Linked DNA regions of Homo sapiens: region 2 is linked to region 1. The links are chromatin contacts, found by Hi-C or POLR2A ChIA-PET in ENCODE. All regions are on one chromosome and are shown on one strand. The core of a region is the stretch at or near the end of the contact, and the rest is flanking DNA. Distances in the headings are between cores, read along the strand shown.

Region 1 (4,455 bases), core at 803-3,302:
ACATGGTGAAACCCTGTCTCTACAAAAATTACAGAATTAGCTGGGAGTGGTGGCACGTGCCTGTAGTCCCAGCTATTCAGGAGGCTGAGGCAGAGGATTGCTTGAGCTTGGGAGGCAGAGGCTGCACTGAGCTGAGATTGCCCCACTGCTCTCCAGCCTAGGTGACAGAGTGAGACCTTACCTGGAAAAAATAATAATAAAAATAAATATTGCTTTGTAGTTGAGAATGTGGGCTCTGATATCAGACTTGGGTTTGAGTCAAAGCCCTGCCTCTTATTAGCTGTGTACCTCAGGCAAGTTATCCTCTCTAAATTTCAGTTACTTCTATGTCATAGGTTGGTGTACGGATATAAGGCCGAGGGACAGTGTTTGACACATATATAAGCACTCAGTAAATGTGGACTATTATTATTATTGACAATTTTACTCCCTTGGCTCAGAGGTTCTGTCTTCAAGTTTCTTTATCATTTCCTCTAACCATTTCTTTGGGAACATCATTATTCCTCCTGTTTTTATTATTAACTCTGTCATCTAAAACACTACATGGCATACAGTAAGTAACAATTACATGTTGAATAAATAAACGACATCTCTTTCAACCTCTTGATTTGAATTAACAAAAATGTAGTGGACATTTTCACCCATAGTCCCACTGGCACTTGAAACGTTTAACTTAAAAAAGAAATCACTCAAGTTAGGTATTTTTTTAGCATCTCAAAGCTAACATTTCCTAAACCTAACACATCATCTTTTTATCCAAACATGCCCCTTCTGACTTTCCTATTTTAGTTACTAATTCAGCGTTTCCAAGCAACCGGGAGTTGGCAACTTAAATTCATCATTTGATCACTCATTCTTCTGAACCTCCTGTCTAACCATATGAATATCTTGTATATTTTATCTCCACAATGACCATGTTAATTCAGAGTCTCAATACTTCTTACCCACACCATTACAACACCTTAACGGTTCTACCTACTCCTTGCGTCTCCTGGACCATTTTCTTTAATAAAATACATCAGTAGCACCTCATAGCCTAAAGCATTAAATCCAATTTGTTAGCCTAGAATTCATGGCTTTCTACATAAGGGCCAAACCTAACTTTCCTGCCTTATTTCTCTCTACTCTCCTAAATGTACCGTTTCCAGATAACTTTCCTGCCTCCATACCTTTGTTCATGAGCTTCCCTCTAGCTGGAACACAACTCCCTCCACAACCCTCATAATTTCACTTAACAAAATCTAGTCTGTACATGAAAACTCATCTTAAATACCACCTCCTTTTTCTCTTTCCTGAGTCTCCCCATCCAAAATGATTTAGCAAAAATGATCTAAGTGCAAAAGAACTGCCTTTGAAATTATCTACAAGTCAACATATTAGAGTGCTTTATTGCTATCGTTTCTCCCATGCTAGCGTGCGCTCCCTACAGACAGAAATCGCGTCTTACTCTTCATTGCCTCTTCCAAAGGAACAATGCCTTTGTTTATAGGTAAATTAACGGGTTTCAGCTAGGGTCTCTGCACCTATCTCCAATACCCTTGCTTAGATATATTCTTATAGCTTGTCTACTAACAATTAACATTTGTGTAGCACTTTGAATTTTTTTCTTTTAGCCACGTGACAAATCTGTACAATTTATTATCCCAACAACCGTTCAGTATTTTCACTATCCCTTATTTCACAAATGAGGAAACTGAGAGCTAGACCAGCGTGGGGTTAGAGTACACCGGAACGCATCTCCAGGGCGCCCGAATCCCGTACTCCTTTTCCCACTTCATCCCATTCTCGACCGCCTCACTGCTCCAGGTCCCAACGCTCCAGCACTCCTGAGGTCTCTCCCTTTGCACATTGGAGCTTTCCTCCTCCGGTCCCCAGCCCCTCCACGGACACCACATTCAGGCTCACGTCCTCTCCTCCGCACTGCTTCCGCAGTTACTTCTCCCTAACCAGATTTTCTTCCCAAGGCTTCTTACCTAACCCCTTCACCCCAAACCCGAAACTCTATACTCACGACACACTAAGACTCCGAGTCAGGGAACGCAACTGAAAAACAAAAGTCAAACCAAGGAGCGGCGCGGCGCCACTGAGCGTCCCTGAATCCGTGCAATCGCGAAGAAGTTTACATGGCCCTTTGGAATGCGCACCAATGGGAAGGGCCTTCACACAGAGGCCCGCCCCCATCTCGCCCCTCCTCGCGGTGCTCCCGACCGCGCAGAGGTCTCTGGGAAATGTAGTTTTCTTCTGCCTGGAGCTCTGCGCGGGGCGACGCAGCTGGGCTGCAACCCGCTCCTCCAGGGACGGGTAGTGTGACGTTTGGGGTCAGAACGCACCACTTTCGGGCACCCCCACTTAAGATTGCTCAACTGCTTTGAGCTCAGGTACTTCGCGTTCATGGTACATATATGTTGTAATTTCCAAGCTTGTCTCAAGAGATAAAGATTCTAAGAAAAGTTTCTTCTTCCATGACCGGGTGGCCTAGAGCCAGGATAGGACCTGAGGTTCAGTTTCTACGGTCAGGGGACTATGTATTAAAATTCTACTATTTGTTCCATAGCAAACACTGCTTCCTTTTCCGGAGAAATGTAAGACACTGGGCTTTAATGATAAAAGCAAGTTCAAAATCCATTATGGTCTTATCTTTCCAGAAAGCAAGGTGTAAAGGTGGGGGAAAAGCACTTTCGTCTCAGAATTACAGCTACTGGTATGGAAAAGCTGGGGCCCTTCGCTGGTGTGAGTCCTAAGGATGTCTAAATGGAACGTGCATCTGCTACAGGCTCGCACTTTCCTTTATTGCGCTTCCCAGGTAACTGTTTTTACAAATGTAAGGTTTGTGGCAACTCTGCATGGAACCAAATCTATCTGCGCCATTTTTCCTACAGCACAGGCTTACTATGTGTCTCTGCACCACATTTGGTAATTTTCACAATATTTCAAACTTTTTCATAATTATTGTATATGTTATGCTGATCTGTTATCCTTTATATTACTATTATAATTGTTTAGGGGCACCATGAACCATGCCCATATAAGATGGCAAACTTAATTCATAAATGTTGTGGATGTTTTAACTGCTCCACAGACCAGCAGTCTCCCTGCCTTTCTCCCTCTCTTCTTGCCTCCTTATTCCTGTGATACAACAATATTGAAATTAGACCAATTAACAATCCTACAGTGGGGGTTCAAGTGAAAGGAAGAGTCACACATCTCTTACTTTAAATAAAAAGCTGAAAATGATTAAGCTCAGTGAAAAAGGCATGTTGAAAGCCAAGACAGGATGAAAGCCAGTCTTCTTGCACCAAAGTTAGCCAAGTTGTGCATGCAAAGGAAAAGTTTTTGAAGGAAATTAAAAGTGCTACTCCAGTAAACACAAAAATGATAAGAAAGTGAAACAGACATTGCTGATATAGAGAAAGTTTGAGTGGTCTGGATAGAAGATCAAACCAGCCACAGCATTCCCTGAAGCCAAAGCCTAATCTGGAGCAAAGTCCTAACTCTTCAATAAAATGAAGGCTGAGACAGGTGAGGAAGCTGCAGAAGAAAAGGTGGAAGATAGCGGAGGCTGGTTCGTGAGGTTTAAGGAAAGGAGCTATTTCCGTTACTTAAAAGTGCAAGGTGGAAGCAGCAAGTGCTGATGTAGATGCCGCAGCAAGTTATTCAGAAGAGCTAACTAAGGTAATTGATTAAGGTGGCTAAACTAAACTACAGACTTTTGATATATATGAACCAGCCTTTTATTGGAAGGAGATGCCAAGTAGTACTTTTGTAGCTAGAGAGAAGTCAATACCTGGCTTCACAGCTTCTAAGAACAGACTGACTCTCATGTTAGGGGCTAATGCAACTGGTGACTTTAAGTTGAAGCCAGTGCCCATTTACATCCCTGAAATCCTAGAGCCCTTAAGAATTATGTTAGATATAGTCTGCCTGTGCTCTATAAATGGAACAACAAAACCTGGATGACAGCATATATGTTTATAGCATGGTTAACTGAGTATTTTAAGTTCACCGTTTTATGTATGTTTTATTTTAAGTCCTACTGCTCAGGAAAAAAAGGATTTCTTTCAAAATATTACTTCTCACTCACAATGCAACTGGTCACCCAAGAGCTCTGGTGGAGGTATGCAAACAGATGAATGTTGCTTTCATGCTTGCAAACACAACAGACATTCTGCAGCTCATGGATCAAGGAGTCATTTTGACTTTCAGGTCTTATTAAGAAATATATTTCAGGCCGGGCACGGTGGCTCACATCTGTAATCCCAGCACTTTGGGAGGCTGAGGTGGGCGGATCACCAGGTCAGGAGATCGAGACCAGCCTGGCCAACATGGAGAAACCCCCGTTTCTACTAGAAATACAAAATTAGCTGGCCATGATGGCGCATGCCTGTAATCCCAGCTACTCAGGAGGCTGAGGCAGGAGAATCACTTGAACCTGGGAGGCGGAGGTTTCAGTGAACT
Region 2 (4,455 bases), core at 907-3,406, 1.2 Mb before region 1:
ATTGCTGAAAATCCTTATAATATATACTTGAGTGCCTTAAATAAAAGGCTTTGTGTTAATAAGATTCTAGAATTCAAGAAAAACTGTTGTTAGAACGAGGACCAGATGGCCAACTTCTAGAGAAAGTGCTTCCAGATACCTCTGAATGACTCTTCAGATTTGAGAACAAGGGCCTTTCTAGAGAAGGAAAACCATTAGGCTCCTTCTTAGTCCGAGGCTGGTCAGGCCCCTTGTCTAAAATTCCCCCCAAATGTGTGGGGTACTTTGTTTTTTATTAAGCAGGATTAAGTTACACTAAGGTGCTTTGGATTAAGGCCTTGACATCAACCCAAACACATCTAGGTGCACAGAACAATCAAAAAGTGACTTTTGCGCAGAATTTAAGGTAAACGTTTAGGCAGAAGTGACTGAGAAGAATAAAAGCCTAGATAACCTCCAGGAGAAGAGTGAAGCCCAGGCATACCCCAGAATCGTGACACTTACTGCCACCGTACATCTGGATGTACTGGATGACTAACAGTACAGTCTATTTTTTCAAGAAGGTTATAAAAATCTATGGGCTCCACACTGCGTGTAATGTGGGTGAGGTAACAAGCTGGCGAGAATTTTTGCTTCTGCATTTCCTGATTTAGGAAAGAGGAGTGGTAGGGGTGTAAAAGGTGTATTATGCCTATTACTGAATCTGTATGTATTTGGTCTAATAGTGGTTGCTTGGGCAAAAGTTACTCTCCTACACTGAATATGGAACCCCTTCCAAATCTTGTTCAGGTCCTCAAAGAATCAATGAAACCATTTTCCCTTTCTGATAAATCCGCTGGTCTTGTATCTAGTTGTGTGGATCCATAAATTAAAATACAGAGGATCATTTTCTCTGATCCAAAAATTCTTGGTTTGGGGGTAGTTAAAATGAAACTTCTGAAATTCTATCCTTAGTACGGACATTTAGGACCCAGGGGCTACATCCTAGAATGGAATTGTGCCCTGCTTCCATAAAACGGTTGATAAACCAACAGACACGACTGGATTGTCTTAAACCAAGTTCAACTGTCATTCCATTTTAATCAAAAAGTAAATTGGATTCAGCATATACGAATATATTGACTATCAGTACAACTGAGCCATACAACTGATAGTCTAAGGCTGATGACAAGGAGAAAGCTCCTAAAACAAGGCTTAGGGGAAGGCTGTTCCCCTGTAAGCAAAGCGGACTGAGGGCATTGGTGGCGCAGCAGCGTTCAGAAGTAGAGGGAAGTTTTGATGTATCAAGTACCGAGGGAAACACACACAGCGTGTCTGGAAACCATCAGAAGATGCTAGAAGGAAGTAGTCATGGATAATTCTAGAAATTTCTAGAACACCGACTGGAGGGGGTCATTGTTTAAGATGAGTACAGCCGAGTTTCTCTCCAATTTAAGACACAAGACTGGAGAGAAAGGCGTCGTAGTAAACAGCCCCAACCGGGGGAGCAGGGGGTGTGATAATGAGGCGTTAAGGGGCATTAGGGACAGTAAGAAAAGGAGAGTTGGGGTGACGATTATTGAGCACTGCTATAGGAGGCGGCTCTCGCAGGGATAATCAAGGGAGAGGGGTGTGAAATAAGGGTAACGAATTGCAGGGGTAAACTGTGGGAAGGGGCTGCGCAGACTTCAACAGCAAAGAAAAAGAAGGAACGGGGCTGGGGCGTGGCCCAGAGAGGGAACGGCTCAATAACGGGCTACCGGGTGAAAAGAAGCCGGGTGGGGAGGCGCTCTGCTGACAGCTGCCGCTCCCCCGTGGCGCCCACAGGGTTAAAAATCAGGGGCCACGGGACCAGGCCGAACTCGGTTTCCAGGGCAACGGCTCCACAGTTCCGGCAGCGCAGGCCCGTACCATTGCGCGGGCGCGGGGGAGCGGGAGCGGCGGAGGGGACGCGCTGCAGGGCGGCGGAGCCGGGGCCGGCCCGGGCGCTACCAAACGCACGGCCCGCCTGCTCGCCCGGGGTCTGCGCCGAGCCGCGCTCCGGCCGGACGGCCGCGGCGTCCTTGGTGCGGGGGCCGGCAGCTCCCAAGTGGCCGCGGACGGCGGGGGAGAAGGAACGCACGCCGCCGGCCGGGATTGGCCTCCTGGTCCCCCCGCCTGGGCGGCGGAGTGCGGGCGGCCCGGGGCTGGGAGGTTTGAAAAGCGGGCGAGAGACAAAGGCAGCAGGAAGCCTCCTCCGCGCCCGGAGCCCGTGCGCCCGGCCCCCGGGGCCCCCTCGCCGCCCGCCGGCCCGCGGAGCAGCGGCGGCGGCAGGAGGCGGAGGATGCGGCAGGGGGCGTGGGCGCGGCGGCGCGGGCGGAGCGGCGCGGCCCGGGCGCGGCGTGGGTAGAGCCGAGGCGGCGGCGGCGGCCGGCCTCCGGGAGCGAGAGCGAGGCGCCTTCCCCGCCCGGGATGTGAGCGCCGTGCGGAGCCCGGGGCGGGGGAGGGCCGGGCCGGAGGCGCAGCCGGCAGGAAGGAAGGACGGACGGACCAGGAGGAGGAGCGGCGGCGGCGGCCGGAGCCGGAAGGCGGGGAGGGGCCGGCCGTTGGGCCCGAGGCGGCGGCGGCGGCGGCGGCGGCGGCTGGGGAGAAGCGCTCTCGTCGCCTGCCCGAGGCCGGAGCGGCGGGGCCCGCGCCTCCTCCCCCCAGCGCCGCGGAGGGGGGAGGAGGAAGATGGAGACCCACATCTCATGCCTGTTCCCGGAGCTGCTGGCCATGATCTTCGGCTACCTGGACGTCCGGGACAAGGGGCGCGCGGCGCAGGTGTGCACCGCCTGGCGGGACGCCGCCTACCACAAGTCGGTGTGGCGGGGGGTGGAGGCCAAGCTGCACCTGCGCCGGGCCAACCCGTCGCTGTTCCCCAGCCTGCAGGCCCGGGGCATCCGCCGGGTGCAGATCCTGAGCCTCCGCCGCAGCCTCAGCTACGTGATCCAGGGCATGGCCAACATCGAGAGCCTCAACCTCAGCGGCTGCTACAACCTCACCGACAACGGGCTGGGCCACGCGTTTGTGCAGGAGATCGGCTCCCTGCGCGCTCTCAACCTGAGCCTCTGCAAGCAGATCACTGACAGCAGCCTGGGCCGCATAGCCCAGTACCTCAAGGGCCTGGAGGTGCTGGAGCTGGGAGGTTGCAGCAACATCACCAACACTGGCCTTCTGCTCATCGCCTGGGGTCTGCAGCGCCTCAAGAGCCTTAACCTCCGCAGCTGCCGCCACCTTTCGGATGTGGGCATCGGGCACCTGGCCGGCATGACGCGCAGCGCGGCGGAGGGCTGCCTGGGCCTGGAGCAGCTCACGCTACAGGACTGCCAGAAGCTCACAGATCTTTCTCTAAAGCACATCTCCCGAGGGCTGACGGGCCTGAGGCTCCTCAACCTCAGCTTCTGTGGGGGAATCTCGGACGCTGGCCTCCTGCACCTGTCGCACATGGGCAGCCTGCGCAGCCTCAACCTGCGCTCCTGTGACAACATCAGTGACACGGGCATCATGCATCTGGCCATGGGCAGCCTGCGCCTCTCGGGGCTGGATGTTTCGTTCTGTGACAAGGTGGGAGACCAGAGTCTGGCTTACATAGCCCAGGGGCTGGATGGCCTCAAGTCTCTCTCCCTCTGCTCCTGCCACATCAGTGATGATGGCATCAACCGCATGGTGCGGCAGATGCACGGGCTGCGCACGCTCAACATTGGACAGTGTGTGCGCATCACGGACAAGGGCCTGGAGCTGATCGCTGAGCACCTGAGCCAACTCACCGGCATAGACCTGTACGGCTGCACCCGAATCACCAAGCGCGGCCTGGAGCGCATCACGCAGCTGCCGTGCCTCAAGGTACTCAACCTGGGACTCTGGCAGATGACGGACAGTGAGAAGGTCAGGTGAGGGCGGCAGCACCAGCTCCCCTTGTCCCGCCCTGTTCATCCTCCCATTACCACCGCCCCCACACACTCACACGCACACTTACGCACAGATCATTGCAGCGGATGAGATGGGGCTATGACAGAAGCCTCAGGCTCGTTTCCTCCTCCCTCCTCCAGCCCCCTCCCGGCTTCCAGCCCATTCTCTTTGCAGCTGGGGTTCCTACCCTACCCTACTCCCAGCTCCTTTTCCCCGCGGATGGAGAGATGGACTCTGCTGCTTACCCACCCACTCCCCTGCAGGGGGTGGAGGACTGATTCAGCTACTGTATCCCCACTGCTGTGACTGGAAATGGGGGTGGGGAGTGACTGGTCTTTTCAACCCTGGGGAGTTGAGGAAAATGTCTGCTTTCACTTCAGCTTTCATTTGAATACTGTGATCTGGTTTTTATTTTGAAATGTATAAAAAGCAAACCCAGCTACAAAGGCCTTTTCACCCTTCCACTTTGTAACTAATCCCAGTCTCTTCTCATCACTCCTCCTCTTACAGTACTCTGCTATTCATGCTCATTTCATGTTCTTAATCTTCTTTCCTGTTTAAAAATTT

What was found. Hi-C counts contacts between places; a loop is a spot of excess contacts on that map. ChIA-PET counts read pairs that join two places held with the same protein, here RNA polymerase II (POLR2A). Pooled maps may share reads with other maps.
Region 2: a map of B cell shows a loop between it and region 1 (14-fold over the local background). The contact joins the promoter of FBXL14 here to the promoter of CCDC77 in region 1. A Hi-C loop is called at or near these places in 4 of 168 maps with a recorded cell type or tissue (B cell, CD4-positive, alpha-beta T cell, CD8-positive, alpha-beta T cell and 1 more) and 10 of 50 pooled maps. POLR2A ChIA-PET finds 5 or more read pairs at or near these places in 1 of 52 experiments (naive thymus-derived CD8-positive, alpha-beta T cell).

What each region holds. Positions count from the first base shown.
Region 1 is chr12:399,241-403,695 of GRCh38, reverse strand. CCDC77 (coiled-coil domain containing 77) reads right to left here and starts at 2,052. Exons shown (of 13, transcript NM_032358.4): 1 at 2,012-2,052. LOC105369594 (a long non-coding RNA gene) reads left to right here and starts at 2,286. Exons shown (of 4, transcript XR_007063149.1): 1 at 2,286-2,378; 2 at 2,646-2,803. RefSeq lists enhancers at 1,242-1,794, 2,209-2,528.
Region 2 is chr12:1,592,282-1,596,736 of GRCh38, reverse strand. FBXL14 (F-box and leucine rich repeat protein 14) reads left to right here and starts at 2,156. Exons shown (of 2, transcript NM_152441.3): 1 at 2,156-3,864. The coding sequence starts at 2,671. RefSeq lists enhancers at 1,452-1,521, 2,892-3,081, 3,599-4,202 and silencers at 1,782-2,651, 3,632-3,681.